Regions from separate parts of the Homo sapiens genome. Here region 2 is linked to region 1. The links are chromatin loops, found by intact Hi-C in ENCODE. Cell type or tissue: ascending aorta. All regions are shown on one strand.

The links. Hi-C counts contacts between places; a loop is a spot of excess contacts. Peaks named below come from ENCODE experiments on the same cell type or tissue, not always from the same donor. Only the 100,000 strongest peaks of a DNase experiment are listed, where the experiment ranks them.
Region 2: it touches region 1 in a loop (5-fold over the local background); 84 of 110 quality-filtered maps call a loop at or near these places.

The regions. Positions count from the first base shown.
Region 1 is chr12:45,385,033-45,393,032 of GRCh38, forward strand. ANO6 (anoctamin 6) reads left to right here. Exons shown (of 20, transcript NM_001025356.3): 11 at 3,129-3,271; 12 at 5,389-5,466. It overlaps LOC105369743 (a long non-coding RNA gene), which reads right to left. Exons shown (of 7, transcript XR_944886.3): 7 at 5,660-5,736. Among named protein-coding and RNA genes, the nearest start is that of ANO6, 170 kb to the left of the region's middle. In ascending aorta, a CTCF peak has its summit at 3,716 (motif pointing left); a DNase peak (open chromatin) is centred at 3,718; H3K27ac peaks cover 975 bases.
Region 2 is chr12:45,179,236-45,187,235 of GRCh38, forward strand. It overlaps the pseudogene PLEKHA8P1. Among named protein-coding and RNA genes, the nearest start is that of ANO6, 33 kb to the right of the region's middle. In ascending aorta, CTCF peaks have their summits at 4,214 and 4,413; no DNase peak of the experiment used is centred here; H3K4me3 peaks cover 290 bases.

The DNA.
Region 1 (8,000 bases):
CCCAGGTGGTGGGGGTCCTCCAGTTTCTGGGTGGTTTCCTTCAGTTTGTTCATTCAGTGCATTCATTCGTTACATGCCTACTATGTCGTAGTGCTTCTGCTATGAACAAAACCAAATCCCTGCACATGTGAAGGTGACATTCCAGTGGGTATGATAGACAGTAGACCTAGAAGCAGATATAGGTTGGGATGCATGAGTGCTATGTATTAATATTTTGAAGGGCAGAAGAAGGGTTGACAAAGGGAATAAAATGGGCCCTTTCTGAGAGAATGCACATGACCGCTGGAATGATTGCATAATTACAGAGTGGGAGACAGAGCTGAGGGAGCTTCAGGGGTGGGGGCATATGCAATACTGGCAGTAGGATTCTTGGTAGATTAAAAAGTAGAGTCCTCTGTTGATGGAGATGTATGGGAGTTTATCAAGGGGATGCAGAACCTTGGGCTTTGGTAAGTGGGTGGTGTATGTTATGCTGCTTCATATGCAGCCTAGGGAGGGTTGGCTCATGGGTGGCTCATTCCTCCCAACAGGGTCTCTTTGGGGAGTATCTGCCACCTGAGACCAGCATGGCTCAGCTGGGCACCAAGACCAGCCAGTCACATGTCAGTCCACAAAAGGACATGGTGCCCTCTAGATTTCCATCCCATTGACAAAGAAGCCAATACTCACTTCATTTCCCCTTGGGCAGGTACAGAAGCACAAATGTCTGGGTTGTTTCTCAGTAGCCATCACCCTCTATATAAAACACTCAACAATTTGATCCTGATTCCAACATCCAGGTTATTTCTACTCTAACTTACTGGAAAAGTAGTAGTCAAAACAAACACTGCTAGGAAGTGAGTGCTTTTAAACATGTTCAGTTGTCTTTGCCATTGGGGAGTGTTGGATTCTTGCTCCTTACAGGTGCATCCCAAGACTGCCTCCTGCATTTCAGGCTGCCTGCTGCAGGGTCTGCAGGATTTCATTCTGGCTCTCTTCACTCTCTACTTCAGTGAGTCTCCACCCTGACTGCGTATTAAACCTTAAAAACAAAACAAAACAAAAACAAACAAAACAACTATGCTCAGGCCCCATTCCAGACCAAAAATCATAATTTATAATTTACAGGGTGGTACCTGGGCTCAGTATTTTGTAAAAGCTCCCTGGTCCTTCTTACCTGCAGCCAGGGTGTGATTACTACCCTGCATCTCATTTAATGGTCTTATTCTCTCATGGCCCCAATTGCCACTTAAAACAATGAAAATCCATCTCAATCCAGATCTTCCTCCTATGTTGTAGACTTTTACCTATCTACTGGACATTTCTTCTTGAGTAGTCCACATACATTGCATCTGATCATAACCAAACCAGGTGTCTCCTCTTGCACACTTGACCTTCTTAAGACACTTCCTATTTCCAAGGAATGCCACTAGAATTTAGGATATTGCCTAAGTCAGAAACCTGGCTAGCATCCTTCTGTCATACCTGCATCCATCTGTCATACCTGCATCCATCCGTCTGCCTTCTCAACGTCCCTCAAGGATCTTGCTGCATCATGTACCTGCCAGCAGGTCTCCCTGCCCCTAGTCTCACTCTAGACTACCTTCAAAGTCTCCTCCATCTGTACGTTAAACTCTCTAAACTCCTTTCAAAGCACAGAAAACCCTTTGTGATGTGCCCCTGCAGAGCTCTTACCTGGCTGCCCCACCTCCATCACACCTTTCACTTACTACCAGATTATTTGCAGTTTTGGGAAAGTACCTGGCCCTCTGGCCTCCGTGCCTTTGCATGCGCAGCTCCCTGGGGGTAGGTGGCCTTAGTGTTCCACCCACCACCACCTTCACCTGATCAGCTCTGAGGCATCTCAGGACTCATCACTGTGGTCCCCTCCTCTGGGATGGCCTTCCCCGAAACACCCAGTTAAATGTTCTGGTTCTGTGTGCCCAGAGCAACCTGTGCTTACCTTTATCATAGCCCTCTTAATAATCAACTATACCTGTCAGTTCAAGGACAGCATAATTCTCATATGCCTAGGAGCTCCTTGAAGCAGGGACTGTGTCTTGTTTTCTCTTTATTCCCAGCTGATAGTAGACACTCAAAGAATGTTTGTAAATAGAAGAGTGGTGATTACAGAATTTTTTTATAGGAAGGACTTAGGGTTCGCAGTCTGATTAGAAGAAGGGCATGGGGTATTTACCCTGAAACTGCATTTTTTCAATTAACATTTAATGTTTTTATTTACTATTTAAAGTTAAAAATTCTGAAAAATGATTCCTAAAAAATTATTTTAGTCATACATTATATAAGATTGAGAAAAATACTAGTTTTCCGTATGAATGAATATTAATTTATTTGGGACATCCTAAAGTATTCCTCTTCCCCTGTAGGCCCTTAGGAAGGAAAGGAGAGTACAAGAATGAGGGCACGGGGAAAAGCAGATGAAGGATGGATCATGAGCTCCTTTGGAACTGTGATCATTATTTGTGTTTTAGTTGGCAATAAGGTGCTGGAACATATGCTTCAGTGTCAGACATACTCACATGTCTTCTGACCATCACATTGCCTTTCCCAGCATCTATAGTCTATTTCATAATGTTGTAAATTACCAACATTTTTCTTTAAAATCATGTTTTTCCCTTTTAAATAGTAGTATCTCCTATAATTTAGATTTGATTTGCCATATACAAAAGTATTATGGATGATATGGTTTGGCTCTGTGTCCCCACCCAAATCTCATGTCGAATTATAATCCCCATGTGTCAGGGGAGGGGCCTGGTGGGAGGTGATTGGATCATGGGGTTGGATTTCCCCCATCCTGTTCTCATGATAGTGAGTGAGTTCTCATGAGATCTGATGGTTTAAAGCTGTGGCACTTTCCTCCGTGCTCTCTCTCTCCTATTGCCATGTAAGACGTGTTTTGCTTTCCCTTCACCTTACACCATGATTTTAAGTTTCCTGAGGCCTCCCCAGCCATGCAGAACTGTGAGTCAATTAAACCTCTTTCCTTTATGAATTACCCAGTCCAGGTAGTTCTTTATAGCAGTGTGAAAACAGGCCAGTACAATGGATAATTAATATTATTCAGTACAGATTTCTGAAACATCAGTCATCATTGAAAATCCACACAAGCTCTTCTGTCTCTCTGTTAGTTACCTTGTTTTTGGAGTTTTGGAAGCGACGCCAGGCAGAACTTGAGTATGAATGGGATACTGTTGAGTTACAGCAGGAAGAACAAGCCCGACCAGAATACGAAGCACGATGTACTCACGTAGTGATAAATGAGATTACTCAGGTAAGCAGGGTCGTATTTAGGTGCAGTTTAATCTACTTACTGCTGTGGTTCTCCTCCTTGGCCGCACATTAGAATCACTTGGGGGAGCTTAAAAAATATTGATACCTGAGTTCCATCACTACATACTCTGGTACTTAGTAACCTGGGGGTATTCTGAGCACAGGGGTTTTTTTTAAAGCTCCTTTGGTAATTCTGATGTGCAGCCAAAGTGAAGAAGCACTGCTTAGAACAGTAGACACAGGAGATAAATGGGGCCCCTTCTTTCATAAAAACAGTAAAAATACAAAAAAATAATTTTTACTGTGACATAGTGATATAAGGAAAGAGGCACTGGTTTTTATAGTTGATTCTCAATTTTTCACGTATACTTTCATTATTCCAGCCCCTTATTCATCCTAGACCAGCTGCCCCTTTATCTTGCAGTAAGCCTCAGTCACTGCTCCACCTTCTGGTTGGGATGTGCAGAAAATAGTGTGGCCTTTATCCTAAAGTTGGAGAAAGGATGGAGGAAGAAGGAAAGTATTTTTTGAGGTCCAACTCTGTTCAGGTACTGTGCTAGGTATTTTATGTCATTGGAAAGGTAGATTTGCTGCTGCTACCACTACTCCAAAGATAAAAAACTATATTCTGTCTGTATAAATATTCCAAAGTCCCTGAAAGATGATTTTTAAATCATCTGCATTCTTGCTTCTTTCCATCAACACAGAAAACTTTGAGCTGATTGTACTTGCAGTCATCAGCATAAGAACAGTAGGTTCTGAATACGAATAGCTCTTGGAAAGAAAATGCTTTTACCAAGAATGTCTGAAAGTGTTCCCAACTATAGGTTTTATAAATTGAATCACAGATTTACAAAATGTTGGCACTAAAAGGAACCAGAGGGAACAGTTCAACCTCTTCCTTTTACAAATGGGAAAAAACGAGGTTCAATTACCAGTAGAAAGTGACATTTGTCTTTCGCAATGTAAAAGCTTCAAATAATCCCCATTATGAATAGTTCCTGCTGTTTACTAGAGAGGACAGGGTCAAAGCATATGTTGTTGAAAGATTGTATATTCAGAAATGAAAGCCAAAACTTAAACAAAATTAGATGTTTATGAAGTAGTTTGAGCACTAAAAAATCTTATAATACCAGCAACATGGGAAAAATACTGAAGAAAAGACAATTTGGTCATTTAAACCTGCCAATTTTATAGTTAAAATTGCCAGCTTATAAGTTAAATTTCCCTTGAAGTGTTACTTGTTAAAACATTGCAAGTGAAGGTTCCTTTTTCTTTATGGTTATTCCTCGTTTCACTTTCATTGCCCACATACCCTCCCTTTGTTTAGAGAGGCCTATAGTGTGATGGTGAAGTCTCTGATGCCAGAGTTCATGTCTGACCACAGCAACTTACTAGTTGGGTGATCTTGGACCAATTAGTTAACTTCCCGGTGCCTCAGTGACCTCATCTATAAAATGGGAATAATACAGTTGTTTCCTCATGATCGCAGCTAAGGATTGAGTTAATGTATAGAAGCTACTTAGAATAGTGCCTGGCACAGAGTTAAATACTCTTAAGTATTTGCAGCTGTTATTAGGCTGCTCTTACAATACAGGTAAATCATGTAGAGGGTTGATTTCTACTCTTAAGAATTTAAATATATTTTTATGAACTATAAAATGGAAATCCTCTAAAAATTTATTCAAAGTTAATATATAAAGCCCAACCAAGAAACACATAGTGGATACCTAGTATTTGCAGACATCTAGGAAACTTTTTGTCCTGCCTGTGCTCTGCGCTATCATCACAGCGATTTCTAAAACCTAAGACAAGCCCAGAAGTATAGCTTTGCAGCTTGGCACCATCAGACACCCAGATTCCTGAGCTCGGGTCGTGGCCGATAAACAGTTTATTCATGCTTGCATTTTCCAAAAACTTATTAAAATGAACACTGCACATGTTTTGTGATGTGTGACTTTGAAATTGTTAACAAAAAAGTGCAATTATGAGTAAGGAGACTATGCTTGCAAACTAATTTTTTAAAATTAATTCTAAGATTTATTGGCGAGTCAGGAGAAAAATAATTTTATTACAGTAATCCCTTGATTGACTAAACTTTTTTGTTTTTGTAATTAGGAAGAAGAACGCATTCCCTTTACTGCCTGGGGAAAATGTATACGGATAACCCTCTGTGCCAGTGCTGTCTTTTTCTGGGTAATTCTATCACAAAAATGTTTTGAATGATTAAAAATGTTTTTATTATGTAACAGATTTTTTTAATATCTAATTTTAAATGTTGAGGAAACTAAATGCTGAGCCTGGAAACTATATGGTCTCAGAGAGACAGACAGATATTTCCAGATAACTATTTTAGCCACCACATAGAGCAACTCCCAAGGTTCGAGATACCTTATCTGTTCACAGAGGTTCTTCTAGTTCTTTTCACCTCATCTGTTAAATCAGTGATTCAGGATTTTCCAGTTTCTGGTGAAGACCAAATGGAAGGCATTAAGAATTCTAAAATTTTCCAACAGCAACAATCAAAATAAAATGTTGGCCAGGGGCGGTGGCTCATGCCTATAATCCAAGCACCTTGGGAGGCCAAGGTGGGTGGATCACCTGAGGTCAGGAGTCAAGACCAGCCTGGCCAACATGATGAAACCCCGTCACTACTGAAAATACAAAAATTAGCCAGGCAAGGTGTCACACACCTGTAGTCCCAGCTACTCGGGAGGCTGAGGCACGAGAGTCACTTGAACCCAGGAGACGGAGGTTGCAGTGAGTGAAAATCACACCACTGCACTCGACTGGGTAACAGAGCAAGACTCCATCTCAAAAAAAAAATAAATAAAATGTCTAGGAATACCCTTAACAAAAAGATAATAGGAACTATCAAAGAAAACATAAAAACTCTTGAAAGTTGTAAAGGATCTGAATGAATGATAATTAAATGAATGATTCTAGATAGAAACACATTTTCTGTAAAATATCAGTACTTACTAAGTTAGTTTTAGGCTTATTGATGGAATCATATTAGTGATGTAATAATTTAGTGTGAGTTTTAATGGCTCAAGAAGAGCCAGATTCAAGAATAGCACATGAAGCCTAGAAATAGCCCCTGATAGCAATAAAAATGTAATATGTCAGAAAAGAGGCATTATAAATCCATCAGACAAGTGGAGATTATTCAATAAATAGTAATGGAATACTTGTTAGCTATTTGGGGGGACAATAAATGTTAAAGTCTTACTTTAAACCATATACTATAATAAATTTCAAAAACATTAAAAAAAAAATTAAAGGCCAGGCATGGTGGCTCACGCCTGTAATCCCAGCACTTTGGGAGGCCAAGGCAGCAGATCACCTGAGGTCAGGAGTTCGAGATCAGCCTGGCCAACATGGCGAAACCCTGTCTTTACTAAAAATACAAAAATTAGCCAGGTGTTCACCTGTGATCTCAGCTGCTTGGGAGACTGAGGCAGGCGAATTGCTTGAGTCTAGGAGGTGGAGGTTGCAGGGAGCCGAGACTGCACCACTGCACTCCAGCCTGGGTGACAGAGTGAGACTCTGTCTCAAAAAAAATGTTAAAAAGGAAGTTGCCAAGATGGCCAAATAGGAACAGCTCCCATCTGCTGCTCCCAGCGTGATCAACACAGAAGACGGGTAATTTCTGCATTTCCAACTGAGGTACCTGGTTCATCTCATTGGGATTGGTTGTACAGTGGGTGCTGCCCACAGAGGGCGAGCTGAAGCAGGGCAGGGCATCGCCTCACCCAGGAAGCACAAGGGGTCGGGCGATTTCCCTTTCCTAGCCAAGGGAAGCCGTGACAGACTATCTGGAAGAACGGGACACCCCCTGCCCAAATACTGCACTTTTCCCAAGGTCTTAGCAACCAGCAGACAAAGTGATTCTCTACCATGCCTGGCTCAGTGGGTCCCATGCCCAAGGAGCCTTCCTGACTGCTAGCGCAGCAGTCTGGGATCAATCTGCGAGGTGGCAGCCTAGCTAGGGGAGGGGCGTCCACCATTGCTGAGGCTTGAGTAGGTAAACAAAGCGGCCAGGAAGCTCAAACTGGGCAGAGCCCACCGCAGCTCAACAAGGCCTAATGCATCCAGACTCCACCTCTGTGGGCAGGGCATAGCTGAACAAAAGGCAGCAGAAACTTCTGCAGACTTAAATGTCCCTGTCTGACAGCTCTGAAGAGAGCAGTGGTTCTCCCAGCACAGCGTTTGAGCTCTGAGAACGGACAGACTGCCTCCTCAAATGGGTCCCTGACCCCCGTGTAGCCTAACTGGGAAACACCTACCACTGGGGGCCGACAGACACCTCATATAGGGTGCTACCTCTCTGGGACGAAGCTTCCAGAGGAAGGATCAGGCAGCAATATTTGCTGTTCTGCAGCCTCCGCTGGTGATACCCAGGCAAACAGGGTCTGGAGTGGAACTCCAACAGACCTGCAGCTGAGGGACCTGACTGTTAGAAGGAAAACAGACAGACAGAAAGGAATAGCATTAACATCAACAAAAAGGTCATCTACACCAAAACCCCATCTGTAGGTCACCAACATCAAAGACCAAAGGTAGATAAAACCACAAAGATGAGGAGAAACCAGCAGAAAAGCTGAAAATTATAAAAATCAGAGCATCTCTTCCCCTCCAGAGGATCACAGCTCCTCGCCAGCAACGGAACAAAGCTGGACAGAGAATGACTTTGACAAGTTGACAGAAGTAGGCTTCAGAAGGTCGGT
Region 2 (8,000 bases), 210 kb before region 1:
CTACCTTAAAATAAATGCTTTAAAAAGTTCTTCAAGTTGAAACGAAAGGCCACTAAGCAGTAACTCAATAGCAGAAGAGTGTGAAATGTATTGGCAGAGGAGGCATAACTTATAGCTTGTTACTGGCAACACACAATTTGCCATCTGCTATAATTTCTGACCACTGATCTACTTTTACCTGATATAAAAGATGTTTGTGGGCTGGACACAATGGCTCACACTTGTAATCCCAGCATTTTAGAAGGCCAAGGCGAGTGGATCACTTGAGATCAGGAGTTCAAGACCAGCCTGGCCAACATGGTGAAACCCTGTTTCTACTAAAAATACAAAATTAGCCAGGCATGGTGGTGGGTGCCTGAAATCTCAGCTACTTGGGAGGCTGAGACAGGAGAATCACTTGAACCTGGGAGGTGGAGGTTGCAGTGAGCTGAGATGGTGCCACTGCACTCCAATATGGGTGACAGAGAGAAACTCTGTCTCATACTAATGATGATGATGATAATAATAATAATAATAATAATAATAATAATAAAAGATGTTTGTGAGCAGGAAAAGAACCTCATCTTTTTATCATCAGTTTCTATCAAGTCAAAGGTCCAACTGAAAAGATAATGCAACTAACTAAGCATACCATGTAGCAGCTAACTGAAGGACAATGACCAAAATATCTTATTGGGTTTCTGATTGTTTAAAAGTTATCACTCAAGAAGAGCCCATTTTGTAGGATAACAAATGTAGAACAATTCAAGTGTTGCACTGCTGTTGCCATTCATATTTAGCTTGGAGATAACAAGACACACAAAAATAACACTCCTCTGTCTGTATTTATCCTGCAATCATATGTGCCTAATTAAACTGTATTCAGAACTATGCATGTAAATCATGATAAATCTTTCAGATCCAAATTAAGGTAATGGGATAGTCCTGGTCCCAAAGCCAAATTTAAAATCTAGGTCCATATCTAATTAGAAAATATCCTCAGTGCTTTTCCCAGGTCATTTTATAATACTGGAACCATTAGGAGCATCCCTTTAGAGATTTTGACACAACATATTTGACTTTGCCTCCTTAGAGTTTCTAGAGTGACAAAGCAATTGTTTTCTTTTGTTTTGTTTTTTGAGATGGAGTCTTGCTGGTGCCCCAGCTGGAGTGCAGTGGTGTGATCTCGGCTCACTGCAATCTCTGCCTCCAGGATTCAAGTGATTCTCCTGCCTCAGTCTCCCAAGTAGCTGGGACTACAGGCATGTGCCACCACACTAGGCTAATTTTTTTTTTTTTTTTTTTTTTGAGATGGAGTCTTGCTCTGTCACCAGGCTAGAGTGCAGTGGTGTGATCTTGGCTCACTGCCATCTCCGCCTCCTAGGTTCAAGCAATTCTCCTGCCTCAGCCTCCCCAGTAGCTGGGACTACAGGCACACACCACCACACTTAGCTAATGTTTTGTATTTTTAGTAGAGACGGGGTTTCAGCATGTTGGCCAGGATGCTCTCTATCTCTTGACCTCATGATCTGCCCGCCTCAGCCTCCGAAAGTGCTGGGATTCCCCCGGCCTAATTTTAGTATTTTTTGTATAGACAAGGTTTCACCATGTTGGCCAGGCTGGTCTCGAACTGCTGACCTCAAGTGATCTGCCTGCCTTGGCCCCCAAAGTGCTGGGATTAGAGGCATAAGCCACCGTGCTAGGCCCAATTGTTTTTTAATTTGATGATGAGGAGTCTTCTGATATTTAGACCCCTGCTCAGTATAACACCAAGAAAATCCCAGAGAAAGGTATCTTGATTAAAAGATTATGTTTAACATAATAATCAAACAGTAATAATATTTATTTCTGAGAAAGTAAACTCAAATACCAGGGTTAGGGTGGCAGGATAATTTATTTTCATGGCATACTTTTTACCCTGTTTAAATAGTTTAATATGATACATATTAATTTTCAGAAATAATGATCATGGACTTTTCAAATAGTATGGCAAAAAAGAAAAATAACTTCTTATATTCAATTTCCATATTTCTATATTTGAAACAAATTGCTACTTTTTACTTCAGAATTATGCATATGTCTTGAGAATAAAAATCTCATCCTGTCTGACTTTTGGGGCCCAGGGTTGTATAACAGTTTTCTATATGAAGAAGTTATAAAGTCAAATAAGTCCCTCATTCTAATTTTTGGCCCAAACCAGGACCATGTATACCCAAAATGAAGAACTACATAACTGACAGCTCAAGACTTCCATGGTTGCTGGTTGATCAGTCACCTGAACAACTCAGAACTCTGCTTAGAAAGTAGACAGTAAACACAAGATCACAATGGTGTCTCATGTGCGATGCCAAGAAATATTGTGGGCTTTATCCTGCCCTGGGTCACAGCCTCAAACACAATATTGAGTTGCAAGCATAATGTAAGTCCAGGGTGGAAGCATGCACAGAAGTCAGACCTCCTCTCTTTGCTTTCTTTTCTAGCAAATGCCTAGGGAAATTTTCCTTCTTAAGGCTATTACTATTATCTTTATTATTAATGCTAAAATAACAATGTTGAGAATTTTAATCATTGTGATGATGCTAATAATGACTAGTATTAATCAGAAGTCTGTTCTGGCCAAGTCCTTTTCTAGTATTTTAAAGATATTTTCTCATTTAACTTTCAGAACAACTCTATGAAGTTTTATTTTTTTCATTACCCAAATGAGGAAATTGAGGCCTAGCGAGTTACATAACTTGCTTAAGATCTCACAGCAACTAAGTGGCATAACCCATGTTGAACTTTTAGATTGTTTGACTCCAGAGTCTAGTTTCTTTTTTTTTTCTTGAGACAAACAGTCTCATTCCATTATCCAGGCTGGAGTGCAGTGGCGCAATCTTGGCTCACTGCAATCTCCACCTCCCAGGTTCAAGCAATTCTCCTGCCTCAGCCTCCCAAGTAGCAGGGATAACAGGCGCATGCCACCACACCCGGCTAATTTTTGTATTTTTAGTAGAGACAGGGTTTCACCACGTTGGCCAGTCTGGTCTCGAACTCCTGACCTCAAGTGATCCACCCGCCTCAGCCTCCCAAAGTGCTGGGATTACAGGTGTGAGCCACCGCGCCCGGCCAACTCCAGAGTCTATTTTCTTAACTTGTACTTTTAGCCATTCTAATCTTCAATCCCAGTAGTGAAATTAATTGCATAATGCCTGCCAACAAGAGAATCCGAGCTCTTTAGGTTTCTAAAAATCTCATTAGATTGTTTTTACATTTACTTTTCGGTCAATCTTGAATTATCTAAGGGAAGATATGTATATCTAGCCCTCTTGGATTACCTACATTATTGCTTTGCTAACTTTTTTTTAATCCCTTAGGATTCATGTCCTATCCTATCAGGGAAGGAGGGAAACCAGAAGAGGTAGAAGATAGATCAGTCAGTTGTGCTACTATAACAGCTTTGAGTACAGCTGAGAGGCTTTGAAACTAACATATAAAATTAAGCTTCAGGATTATCTGCTTCTTTAGTACTTCATTCATCTGGATATAATGAGATGAGTCAGCCAGTAGCCAAATCCCACTTACAATTGTAATGTAAGTATTAAAAGGAAAAACTTTACATATTATACTTCTGCCATTGTTGCCCAAATAATTTTGCATAATTTATGTTTTTTTATGGTTGGAATTCTGCAAATATAATTTATGAATAGCATTTAATTGCTATTAAATTATGAAGGCAAGCTAATATATTAATTACTTTCATATCTATTTTTTCCTCTTTTGCTTTACTATAATTTTTCAGAAACTAGCCATATTAATAATCCAAAAGTTATGCAGACAAATCAGAATCTGTCTCATATGTGATGATTTCTAGACATGATGATCCACAATTTCCCTTGATATTTCTTTCCTGAATTTTTCGGTACTCATTGAAGGAATTGCTCTTTCATATCTAAATCCTATTCCTGTGGATGAGACGCATTTCTTACTGCTCCATCCCTGGGAGAAAGAGTAGCTTGCCATAGGAACAGGGAAGGGTTACTTTATATACTATGAAATGTTCTGAGTTTTATATATGTGAAAAAGATCCAGAAATTAAATTTTAATAAGCCTCCAGATTTGGGCAGCAATCAAAGGCTTCCTCTATAGCAACAATTACACACATCACTGATCTGAGATCAAATATTTATGTCTTCTCCTACATGCTAGAGAACTAGCATTTTGCTAGTTACTGTTATTACCAGGGCAATTCAATAGAGGGCAAAAGAGACTAAAAATGTCATTTCACATTGGAAATTGTAAGAAAAAGCAATAACAAGCCTGGAAAAGATTAAATGCAATTGGAAATGAGTCTAAACTGAAATAAAATACTGTATTTTAGTAGATTTTAGTAGGGCTATAATTTTAACTTCTACTAAAAAACTGTCGTTTTGCCTATCGCTGAAAAGAAGACACAAAAGAAGACAAAAAGCCTGATGCTAGCAGGAAACAAAAGCTCTTCCCCATTTCCTAAAAGTACTTTCTTTTCTAGAAGTATATTGTTTGAAGGAGACTCTTCCATTATGCCTTGGGGAAAATGTAACCATTTTTTAAAAAATGAAATATAAATTATTCTCCCCTTTGGAAAAACTTTGTTTCCTTTGGTGTTGTTAACATAGAAGGCAGTGAATAATTTCTGCTCATTGCAGGACCCCATCAAACAATACCAATGTCTCATTTACCTTAAAGGACTAGAGTTTGCTTTGCATTGCCAGCAATATCACTGCCACCATTATCACCACATTATCAATTGCTATACTGTAATATCTTTGGGTGTGCAATCTTGCAGTAAATGCTCCTGCACCAGGTATTTTTCCAGAACTATTATAGAGCTACCTTTGAAGAATTTGTGATTTAGGAACTTACACTAAATTATTATATCCCCATCTTACATGACTTTATTTCTTTTCTGTTCACATTTCTGGTGATTTTACTTGGTTTCAAAGAAGCTATAAAATTCTGTTATTTATTCTCAGTGGGTTCCAAATACACAACCCAACTGGCCTCTCTGGGACCTCAATCTCCACTGGGGCCTCTAAACTAGGAATGGCTGCAGTGAGGATATGGTCCTTGGATGAAGTGCTTGTATAATCCAGATCAGCAGGCAGGGCTCGGTGAGAAAAGGGAACTGGTCATGGATGGCAGGCAGTTCTAAACGAATGGCCTGCCTGGCCAGAATTCAGAAGAGGGAGAGAACTCGGGCTCTACCTGAGTCTGGAAAGGCTTCACGGAGAAGGATCTTGAAGCAGGGATAAGGTTCACAGGGGGCTAAGAGTGGAGGAAAGTTGATCTCCAGATGATGTAATGTGAAGTAATGGGTAGATGGAAGGAGCCAGAAATGTTCAGGAAGCTGTAAAGAGACCTGTCTGGCGATGGTAGTGTTTATGAAGACAAGAAGTAGGAGGTAAGGGTGAACAAGCAGGTTGTAGCTGGCCTTGAATGGCAGGCTCAGAGATCTGAATTTTATTCTCCATTCATGTGGGAGTTGCTGAAGATTTCTGAAATAGGGAAGTGACAGGATGAAAGTGCTGTTCAAAGAAGATGAATGAGGAAGCTAAATGATAGGGCCCAACTCCCCATCTCTCTGGGAGGGTTAGATGCTTAAATTTGACAAATGCCGATTAGCAAACCCAGATGGATTTCACATAGATCCATTCCCCTTCCAGCTTTTTATGGTTTTTCACTTCCCTAACTCTGCTCAAGCCCTTGCCATGCCCCCTTCCTACTCCCTCATTCTCCCTTTGAAAAGCCCTATCACCAGCCACCCAGCCTGCCAGCTCATGCCTGTAATCCCAGCACTTTGGGAGGCTGAGATGGGTGAATAACCTGAGGCCAGGAGTTTGAGACCAGCCTGGCCAACATGGTGAAACCCGATCTCTACTAAAAATACAAAAATTAGCTGGGCATGGCAGCACACACCTGTAATCCCAACTACTCGGGAGGCCGAGGCAGGAGAATCACCTGAACTCGGGAGACGGAGGTTGCTGTGAGCCGAGATCGCACCACTGCACTCCAGCCTCGGTAACAGGTGAGACCCTGTCTAAAAAAATAAAAAAGAAAAAGAAAAGAAAAGCCCCATCACCTCTGTACAACTTGGGTTGGAGTTCAACTCTTCCTCACTGTCAGTAGTTATTAAATAAAATCTGTTTTACCATTTTAACTGATGTGTGGCTGTTTTTCTTTGACAGAGGCCTGAGGTTTAAACAATTTGGGGAACCTTCTTTAAGAAAAGGAATACAAAATTACAAATACAAAACTAAATATGTGGCTTTGGAAGGGGCATATGCAAATGAGGGCCCCTGAGCATAAGCAACCTTAGCTTCATGATAAATCTTCATCTGGTTGACCAGATAGACAAGGTGTCTGCTTTCTTGAAGCTTAGGTTCTAGAGGGAGTGGAGAGGAGAGATAGGCAATAAGCAAGTACACAAATGGGAATTTTTAGAGAATAATTACTCTGAAGCAAGTAAACTGGCATGGTAGAGTGGGGAGGAGGAGAAGAGAACAAGAAGAGCTCTGCTTTCAGGCATGGTGGCTCACACCTGTAATACTAGCACTTTGGGATGCTAAGGCAGGTGGATGACCTGAGGTCAGGAGTTTGAGACAAGCCCAGTCAACATGGCAAAATCCTGTCTCTACAAAAATACAAAAATTAGCGGGGCACCATGGTGTGTGCCTGCAGTCCCAGCTACTTGGGAGGCTGAGGCAGGGGAATTGCTTGAACCCGGGAGGCAGAGGGTGCAGTGAGCCAAGATCGCACCTCTGCACTCCAGCCTGGACAACAAAGCAATACGGTCTCAAAAATAAAAATAAAAAATAAAAAAGAAGAGATCTGCTTCCAATGTGCTGTCTGGGTAGGTCAACTGCATTCCAAGCAGATAGTATGTCTGAGAGACATACTACATGCCATACGGCATATAGGTATAAGCCATACGGCAGGACATACCAAGTGGAATAGAACATGAGGTCCAGGATGTTAGGCAGGAGACAGATCATGTAGGGCCTTACAGGCTACTGTGAGGTTCAGAAGCTGGATTTAGTTTTAAGCGTTTTGGTTATCTATTGCTACATAACAAACTATCTCAAAACATGGTATTTTAACGCAATTACCATTTTATGATTTCTCACAATTCTGTGAGTTGACAGGCTCAGCTGCCTGGTTCTTCTGCTTTGTGTGGTGTCAGCTGGGACCACAGTTAGTTGAGGGTTCCACTAAACTGGACAGTCAAGATGGCTCAGTCCCTTTTCTAGCACCTTGGCTGAGATGACTAGACAGCAGGACTCTGCTGGACACTGGCACAACTGGACTCTCTCTCTCTCCATGTTGTTTCAGCGTCTCTCTAATGCAGAGATATCCAATCTTTTGGCTTCCCTGGGCCACAATGGAAGAAGAATTGTCTTGGGCAACACATAAAATACACTAACATGAATGATAGCTGATGAACTAAAATTTAAAAAAAAAATCACAAAAAAATCTCATAATGTTTTAAGAAAGTTTACAAATTTGTGTTGGGCCACATTCAAAGTTGCAGGCTGCATGTTGCCTGCAGGCTGTGGGTTGGACAAGCTTGCTCTAATGTGATCTCTCCAACAAGATACATAGACCTCTCATATGAAAGCTCACAGAATCTAAAATTACAAAAGTAGAAGCTGCTGAGACTTCTTAAAGCTTCAGCTTTAAAACTGGCACAGTATCACTTCTGCGTTCTACTGGCTCAAGTGAGTGACAGCACTCAGATTAAATGAGGGAGCTGAACACATGAGCATGTGAATATGGAGAGACATGGTTCACTGGAGGCCAGCTATCACAGAAGCCACTTACTTTTTAAAAGACCACTCTGGTTGTGGAGTATGAACTGCAATGTTAAATCAGCTTAACAATAACCCATGTTGGGCACAGTGGCTTACGCCTATAATCCCAGCACTTTGGGAGGCCGAGGTGGGTGGATCGCCTAAGGTCAGGAGTTCCAGACCAGCCTGACCAACATGGTGAAACCCCGTCTC